2 separate regions of the Homo sapiens genome follow, and region 1 is linked to region 2. Evidence: read pairs that join two places in POLR2A ChIA-PET (ENCODE). Cell type or tissue: Caco-2. All regions are shown on one strand. Links, peaks and the distances in the headings refer to the core of each region. The heading gives the core; the rest is flanking DNA. Region 1 overlaps LRRFIP2 (LRR binding FLII interacting protein 2). Region 2 overlaps MLH1 (mutL homolog 1).

Region 1 (4,400 bases), core at 79-4,078, 89 kb before region 2:
GCCCTGCCTGGGGATGAGCCTCTTAGGCCTTAGAGGACCAGGATTCAGCAACAGCATATGCCATACTTGGCCAGATTAACACACATTGGAGGAAGAGCCCAGAAGAAAGACAGGTGGATTTACTCCAGCTTTTAAACATTTGAACCAATGAAATCAAATGCGAAATAAATGTTTGGTTTCAAAAAAAAGGTTTAATATGTATCACCATAAACAGCCTTGTTTAATGGGTTTTTGTATATTGCCTTCTAAGAGCTCTATAGACACCGGGGTGTAAAACAGCTAGCACTATGGTGGGAAACTGCCAGAATAGTAAGTAGTTCAGTATAGCTGGAGAGGGGCTAGGGAATGGGAGGAGGTGATGTTAGGGAGGAAATAGGGACCAATCATGAAAGGATTTGTGTGCTGAGGAATTTACATTTGATTTTCAAAGCTGTGGGGAGCCATTAAAGGGTAAATCCTTTTTCAGATTTGAATTACAGTATAATTGCTTTAGCCACCCAGTGGAGAGTGAGTGGTAGAAGGTAGAAGGCAGAAAACAGGAAGCTGTTATAGTTTTCCATTTATTTTTTGAAACAGGGTCTTGCTCTGTTGCCCAGGCTATAGTGCAGTGGTGCAATCTTAGCTCACTGCAACCTCTGCTTCTTGGGTTTTGGGACTACAGGCATGTACCACGACACCCAGCTAATTTTTGTATTTTTTGTAGAGATGGGGGTTTGCTTTGTTGCCTAGGCTGGTCACGAAGCTGTTGTAGTTATCTTAGTGAAAGATGATGAGAACCTAAAATAAGACAATGACAATAGGAATAAAGAGGAAGGTCTGGATAGAAGAAATAGTAAAGAGAATCTTGATGGGAGCAAAGTAGTTGAGACTTAGCAACTGAATATGGAGGGAGGATAGAAAAGAGGAAGGACCCTTATGATGAGTCTTTGTTTCATATTTTGGGTAATGGGGTAGTTGATGGGGAATATAAAAAAGAAGAGGAAGATTAAGGGAATGATTATAAATTAAATTAAGGTTGTATTAAGTCTGAGTTCTAGTGGGAGAGCCTCAGTTTTTTTTTTTTTTTGGAGACAGAATCTCATTCTGTCTCCCAGATTAGAGCACTGTGGCATGATCTTGCGCTACCACGCCCGGCTAATTTTTGTTTTTAGTAGAGACGGGGTTTTCCCATGTTGCCCAGGCTGGCCTTGAACTCCTGAGCTCAAGTCATCTGCCTGCCTCTCAAAGTGCTAGGACTACAGGCATGAGCCACTGTGTCCGGCCTCAATAAATAAATACATGAATGAATAAATAAATAAAGATGCTTCACAAATTTGTATATCATCCTTGCACAGAGGCCATGCTAATCTCTGTATCTTTCCAATTTTAGTATATGTGCTGCCATAGCGAGCACAGCTTCAATTTTTAATAGCAAGTTGGATCAGGATTGTGGGAGAAAATTCTAGCTTGGGCATAGAGATTTACAGACTAACAGTATGGCCCAGGAGAGAATATAGAATGAAAAGAGCAAGAGGTGAAGCTTGAAAACTTTGGTTATATTAACATTTAAGATGCTAGCAGGGAAAAATGTGCTTATGAAGGATGCTGAAGGAGAGAGATGAGAGAATAAAGAGGAAAACCAGGAGACACTAGTATTGGAGAAAGCTAAGAGATGAGAGTTTTAAGAAAGAATATGTGTTTAGTGATATTGAAAGTCCAGAAAAGACAGATGAGATAAGAATAGAAAAATTCTATTGGGTTTGGTAGTTAGAGGTCATTAGTGACTTTTGTGATGAACAATTTCAATAAGGTGATATGAGCAGAAGCCAGATTGCAGTCATTTGAAGAGAGTGAGAAGTGAAGAGGGAGGTGTGAGAAAGCTTAGCTGTAAAGAGAAGATAGGGTAGAATTGGACCAGGGTGAGATTTTTTGCTTGCCTTTTAAAGATCAGAGAGACTTTGAACCTAGTTATGATGAAGAGAGTGAACCAATAGAAGTAGAGAGCAAAGACCCAGAAGAGAGATCAGATAGTTGGGACAAAGTCCTGGGGAGGACATCATAAAATGGAGGGTGTGTATGTGTGTGAGTGTGTGTGACGGGGCTTGGGAGGGTTTGACTTTCAACAACAGAAGAGGCAGCTCTTCAGTAGAACCACAGGGAAAGTAAGAAAGAAGGGAAGACTGGGAAGTCTGTTAGTGGCTTTGGAGGGTGTGAAGCGAATGCCTTCTTCAGACCTTAAAATGCCTTCTGTCATGAAAACATTGGCACAGGAGGGGAAATACTAAAAGTGTCAGAACTGGAATAATGAAAGAAGTGCTGAACTGATAAGGTCTTGCAGAGAAACTTTTTCCATTGATAATTCAGATCATTTACATTATATATCTTGGAAATACCTTCCTGTTTTGTTGTTGTTTTTTAAATAGGCTACACATTGATTGGTACCCATTTTGTTTTTAAAAACCTTGTATGGTTCATTGTGCAGAGCCTCTCCTTCATGTGATTTTGCTTTCTGAGGTTTCAGTTACTTATGTTTGACCACAGTTTGAAAATATTAAATGGAAAATTTCAGAAATAAACAGTTTGTTTATTTTTGTTTAAATCGTGCAGTGTTCTGAGTAGCATGATTAAATCTCACATCATCCTGCACAGGACATAAATCATCCCTTTGTCTAGTGTATCCACACAGTGTATGCTACCTGCTAGATAGTCTCACAGGAGCCGGCTCTGTTATCAGGTTGACTGTCATGGTATCACATTGTTTGTGTTTGAGTAACCTTTAGTTTATTTAATAATGACCCCAAAGAGCAAGAGTGACTCTGGCAGTTTGGATATGCCAAAGAGAAGCCATAAAATTCTTTCTTTAAGTGAAAAGGTGAAAGTTCTCAACTTAGTAAGGAAAAAAATTGTGTGCTGAGGTTGCTAAGATCTGTGGTATGAACACATCTTCTATTCATGAAATTGTGAAGAAAGAAAAGAAAAATCTGTGTTAGTTTTCCTACTGCATCTCAAACCACAGAAGTTATAGCCAGTGTGTGTGATAAGTATATTATGATGGAAAAGACTAGATTTCTGAGTGGAAGACATGAACAGAAACATGTTCTGATTGATGACAGTGGGATAGGGTTTGGTACTATCTGCAGTTTCAGGCATCTCCGGGGGGACTTGGAACTTACTTGGATAAGGGGGAACTACTATATACTTAAAGTACCTACATCCTGAAGAAATACACTTATTTGTGGTTCATTAGATACAGTACTTAAATATACATACCCTTTTCCTCCTCTCAGATAGCAGTCTCAAGTGAAATTCAATTTATGGATTTTATTTTAGGGAAACAGCACTGCCTAGCCCATTGAATAGGTTCCTCCTACTTGTAGACCCATTGGATGGATGGAAAATTTAGAATACGATTGATTGGCCTCACATGAGTCTCTGATTTGGAATGCCACCATGAGCCACAACAAGTTTATTTTAGCCTGTTCCCCTCTGTTTATTTAACTGAAGCAGTAACAAAATCCAAATTTAAATATCAGAAAGTTTAAGAATGCTTTGGGTATTGGGCATCACAGAATATAGCTAATCACGTTTTACTTTGAGACATTTTTACCTCACTTGTTCCTTGTTTCAGGTAAATTGCTTCAGGTAAATTAATTCCACGATGGAATAGTACGGATGGGGATAGAGTTGAGATGGAGAAACTGAAGTTAGGATTAGAAAACTTGATGTATTATAAGTGAAAGTACAAAGAGCCTATTTGGAAGTAGAGGGAGTCTGTTGGAGTAGATGGAGAGGATGGATTCAAGGGATATTGTAAAGGAAGATTTGTTAAGGAAGTAGGAGGTCGTCAGACCTTGGGTTTGAACAAGAGTGACAAGATTCCATTAATGGAAACTGGAAAATAAGGAAGCAAAGCCTGTTGACTGGGGGAAAATGAGACTGATTTTATTCACTCTGGTTTTGGTGCTGACAAGATAGATGTTAGAAATGTAAGTGTTTATTTTGGTAGAGAAGTCAGAGCTTGAGATGCTAGATTTGAGTCATTCTCATTGGCTGGTAGTTGAAACTGGGAATAAAAAATGAGAGTAAAGGCTGTGTACAGTAAAAGGAGATTATCTACATTTGGTTATTAGATACTGTGTATGGTAAAAGGAGAAGATTATTTACCTATCTAGTTCTCTATTCAGAGAACTAGAATAGTATTATTTCATAGAAAAGAGAGAATCTGTGCTAAGTTGAAAATCCTAGGATAATTATCCAAAGTAAGTTTTTATGATTTGTCTAAGGATATGCAATTATACTTGGACTATAAAGATGTAAGTTGGTGGCAATGTGGTTAAGAGTGTGAACTGAAGTAAGATTCTTAGGATGTAGATCTCAGCTCCAGTATTTGCTTGTCTGGGGAAGGCAAGTTACTTAACCCT
Region 2 (4,322 bases), core at 323-4,322:
AGTGTATATAAAACTTGCTTTATTGCATGGGGCAGGGGAAGTCCAGGCCTAATACTCCTAAAGTAAGAGTTGGGTCCTTTTTTTCTTCAATACAACTGTGCTGTACCTTGTAAAGTATTTTATCTGCTGCTTATTTGTGGAATGAAACCTCAAACAAACCCAAAGGGGGAGGGTAGGGCAGGGCAGGCAGATTGGAAATCTGCCTGCAGATTCTATTAAATACACCCTTTTGCCAACCACAATTGGCTACTGACATGTTCATTTTGTTATAGGAGACTTTAAAACAAATCATGGCAACCACATCCCTCTTCTTTTGTCTCCTTCTCAAGGAAAAACAATCTGGAATGTAGAACTTTTAAAGACTTGAGTTTCACCTTTAGAGGTACCCTGTCCAAGAGGTTTTTTTAAAATCATGGAGTGCAACTACTTTGCAGAATTTATGATTCTCTTTTGCTCTTAGTACCCAGGTGGTTTTATAGAAATGATTATTGTATCTTTAAAGTGCTTACACAGAAAATATATTGGGGGAAAATCTAGTGACTAAAGGCACATAAGATAATAAAACTAGACTTTAAAAAGGTAACTCAAAAGTGAATAAAATCTCTAATATTTGTTCCTTTTTTAATTAGCCCTTCATTTAAAAAATATGGATACCAATCTTCTGAATTGAGATGATTTTCTATACATTTTCTTTCTTTTTTTTTTGAGACAGAGTTTCGCTCAGTCACCCAGGCTGGAGTGCAGTGGCACGATCTCGGCTCACTGCAACCTCTGCCTCCCAGGTTCAGGTGATTCTTCTGCCTCAGCCTCCCGAGGAGCTGGGACTACAGGTGTGCACCACCACACCCGACTGATTTTTGTATTTTTAGTAGAGATGGGGTTTCACCATGTTGGCCAGGCTGGTCTTGAACTCCTGACTTCAAGTGATCTGCCCACCTCAACCTCCCAAAGTGCTGGGATTAGAGGTGTGGGCCACTGTGCCTGGCCTCTTTTTTTTTTTTGAGAGACAGTCTCGTGCTGTCACCCATGCTGGGGTGCAGTGGTATGATCTTGGCTCACTGCAACCTCTGCCTTCCGGGTTCAAGCTTGATTCTCCTGCCTCAGCCCCCCAAGTAGGTGGGATTACAGGTGTCTGCCACCACACCCTGCTAATTTTTGTATTTTTAGTAGAGTTAGGGTTTCACCATGTTGCCCAGGCTGGTCTTGAACTACTGACCACAAGTGATCTGCCTGCCTCAGCCTCCCAAAGTGTTGGGATTACAGGCATGAGCCACCGTGCCTCAGCCTATACATTTACTAATAGTAGCAAGTTGTGTGGTTGGGGGTGGGTAGAAAGGTGTTCTAAAGTGCAGGTTTGTTCTAGAACTCCATCCCAGCTAAAACCAACACACTGTGTGGCCCAGCTCTTGAAGCTCAGAAAACCCCTCTTCCTCTCCACTCAAGATCACCCAGCCTGTGCCCCACCTGGGCTCATGGAACCTCACTTCTGAGATGCCCTGGTCTACTTTATGGAGTTCTTATTGTTCAAAACTGACCTTGCCTATTTTGTGGCACAACAAATACGTCTGTAACATTTTGTCTTCCTAGTCTTTCCAAGTGAAATTGCTCCATTTCTTCATAAGATGAGAGTAGTCTGTTCTTTATCACTGAACTTTCTTCACTGAGTCTTGGAATATGGATTTTACCTTAAAACCACAGACATTCTTCCTTTCTGAGCTGAATGCTCCATTTCTCTAAATGTAGGCAAATATTAAGGAAGTTTATTTTGTCACTCACAGTTTAAATTTATATTTTTACATCATCCTTCAAACAAGATTACCTAGAAACTTCTTTATCTTAAGCTATTAGTACTCATAGTCATTAACAAAGTGGGCTAACTTAAAAACTCATACTTAATGCCGGCCGCAGTGGCTCATGCCTGTAATCCCAGCACTTAACTTTGGGAGGCTGAGGTGGGAGGATCACCTGAGGTCAGGAGTTTGAGACCAGCTTGGCCAGCATCGTGAAACCACATCTCTACTAAAAATACAAAAATTAGCCGGGCGTGGTGGCAGGTGCCTGTAATCCCAGCTACTCAGGAAGCTGAGGCAGGAGAATTGCTTGAACCCGGTAAGCGGAGGTTGCAGTGAGCCAATATCGCGCCACTGCACTCCGGCCTGGGCAACAAAGCAAGACTCCGTCTCAAAACAAAAAAACAAAAACCTCATTATAGATGAAGTAAGGACTATTTTCTTTCTTCAAGTTTTTTTCCTTAATAATTAGCTTTGGTTATTGTAGACACCAGATGATCAAATCAAGCTTTCTCCATGGTCAGTGCCATCAGAGCCTGTGACATGTTCAAGACCTCTTTTTGGCATCTGAACTGACACAATATATACATAATAAAATTAAATAAGAAATTATGTTAAGACACATCTATTTATTTATAATCAATCCACTGTGTATAAAGGAATACTATCAGAAGGCAAGTATAAGTCTTAAGTGCTACCAACACTTATGTTGGTACACTTTGTATATCACACTTTGATACAACACTTTGTATCGGAATACAGAGAAAGAAGAACACATCCCACAGTGCATAAATAACCATATTTAACACCTCTCAAAGACTTTGTATAGATCAGGCAGGTTAGCAAGCTGCAGGATATTTCCATCTTCTGTGAAATGTTTAGGAGGCAGAATGTGTGAGCGCAAGGCTTTATAGACAATGTGTTCCACAGTCCACTTCCAGGAGTTTGGAATGGAGCCAGGCACTTCACTCTGGAAAACACATTAGATGTCATAAGCCTCCCTGTTTGCATCCCAACATACACTGGTGTCCTGGCTGATGGGATGTGCACTGGGTCTGGAAAGACTTGGTGTTATCTAGGGCTTTTGAAGTGGATCTTGTGGGCTAGCCTCTCAGGGGATCCCACAGGCCTGAACACAAGAGGATTTTTTGTTTGTTTGTTTATTTAGAGACAAGGTCTTGCTCTGTCACCCAGGCTGAAGGGCAGTGGTGTGATCATAGCTCTACAGCCTCAAACTCCTGGGCTTAAGCCATCTTCCCACCTCAGCCTCCTAAAATGCTGGGATTACAGGTGTGAGCCACTGTGTCCAGCCAACATGAGGTTTTAAAGGGAGGAAAAGAAGCCACTGCTCTGTGGGACTGTCTCCTGTGGAACCTTTGTTTTCATTCAGGGAGAAAATGGTTTTATTGTAGCAGGAGCTAACATCATGTCTGATCCTGACTGATATTTGGATGGCAACTGTAGGAAGTACCTAACTTACCATTAAAATCGGGTCTGAAAGTAGTTCTAATCCCCAGGGGAGGAATGAAAATATTAATGAGGATTATTTTGCCTCATTATTCCTCTCCTTCTTGTAAGCCTTAGCTGTCTCATGTGTAAGAAAATGTTCTTTCTCAACTGTCCTTCCTCTTCTTGAGGTAAAATTTCTAATCAAATGAGATAGTTTCCACACAGTTTGGTAAGTGTGTTGCCTTCTCCACTGGAGTGAGAAATTCCCTAGAGGCTTTGGCCAACAGGACTAAATCTCTGCCCTCCCACCTACAGACTTGGAATCCTCGAGCATGCCTGACTGGCCTTCAGCCTCCTCATCTGAAACTCGCTCACACTGCTCAGGAGATGACTGTGAGCAATCAGGGGTCATACTCTGATTAAAGTGGGCTACTCTTTGATTCTTAGAATATTTCAACTCTCCCTTCCAACCTCCCCCAAAATATATGTTGATTTGAAAAGCATTATCATCTGACTGGGAAAAGTGACAATGAAACATTAGGAATCCAGGCACCCTTTTTGTGTCAAGCTGACCTGTAAGAGGAGTTATAGAGCCTTGTTTTCCTGGCAGGGCAGTGGTCGGATAAAGAGTAAGGCAAAAGCTAAGAGAGACTGAGGCAACTGACCCAGAATCTGAAGACTGGCTACACACTTCAGAGCTAACAGTGGGAGTATATGGACTCTCCAGCCTTAGACAATCTAACTCAACCTCCCATTTCTCACTGTGATGGCTTGTGTTTTCACATTTGACAATTTCTGAGGTCACTCTGGAGGTATGTTCTACATCAGCAGATGGAAGTAAAAATCATGAATAAAAGCTGACTGTTGTGTTTGAACCTTGTTGGGTACAAAGAAATCCCGAAATTTTAGAGATGGGCAAGTTTCATCTCCTAAAGATTGTATGAGGTCCTGTCCTAGTCCTGGGGTGCCAGTGTGCATCACCACTGTACCTGCTGGCCTGAGAGGGTCGACTCCTCAGATATGTACTGCTTCCGGATGGAATAGAACATAGCGCATTCTTTACTGAGGCTTTCAAAACATTCC

What was found. ChIA-PET counts read pairs that join two places held together with the same protein. Peaks named below come from ENCODE experiments on the same cell type or tissue, not always from the same donor. Only the 100,000 strongest peaks of a DNase experiment are listed, where the experiment ranks them.
Region 1: POLR2A ChIA-PET joins it to region 2 with 8 read pairs; 2 of 35 experiments call an interaction of 5 or more read pairs at or near these places.

The regions. Positions count from the first base shown.
Region 1 is chr3:37,137,320-37,141,719 of GRCh38, reverse strand. All of the region lies in intron 2 of LRRFIP2 (LRR binding FLII interacting protein 2), which reads left to right. It also overlaps the pseudogene RNU6-1301P and the pseudogene UBE2FP1. Among named protein-coding and RNA genes, the nearest start is that of LRRFIP2, 35 kb to the left of the region's middle. In Caco-2, for the core only: no CTCF peak of the experiment used is centred there; a DNase peak (open chromatin) is centred at 2,059.
Region 2 is chr3:37,048,924-37,053,245 of GRCh38, reverse strand. It overlaps MLH1 (mutL homolog 1), which reads right to left. Exons shown (of 19, transcript NM_000249.4): 18 at 4,229-4,322; 19 at 2,400-2,760. The coding sequence ends at 2,593. LRRFIP2 (LRR binding FLII interacting protein 2) reads left to right here. Exons shown (of 28, transcript NM_006309.4): 28 at 1-620. Among named protein-coding and RNA genes, the nearest start is that of MLH1, 58 kb to the right of the region's middle. In Caco-2, for the core only: no CTCF peak of the experiment used is centred there; no DNase peak of the experiment used is centred there.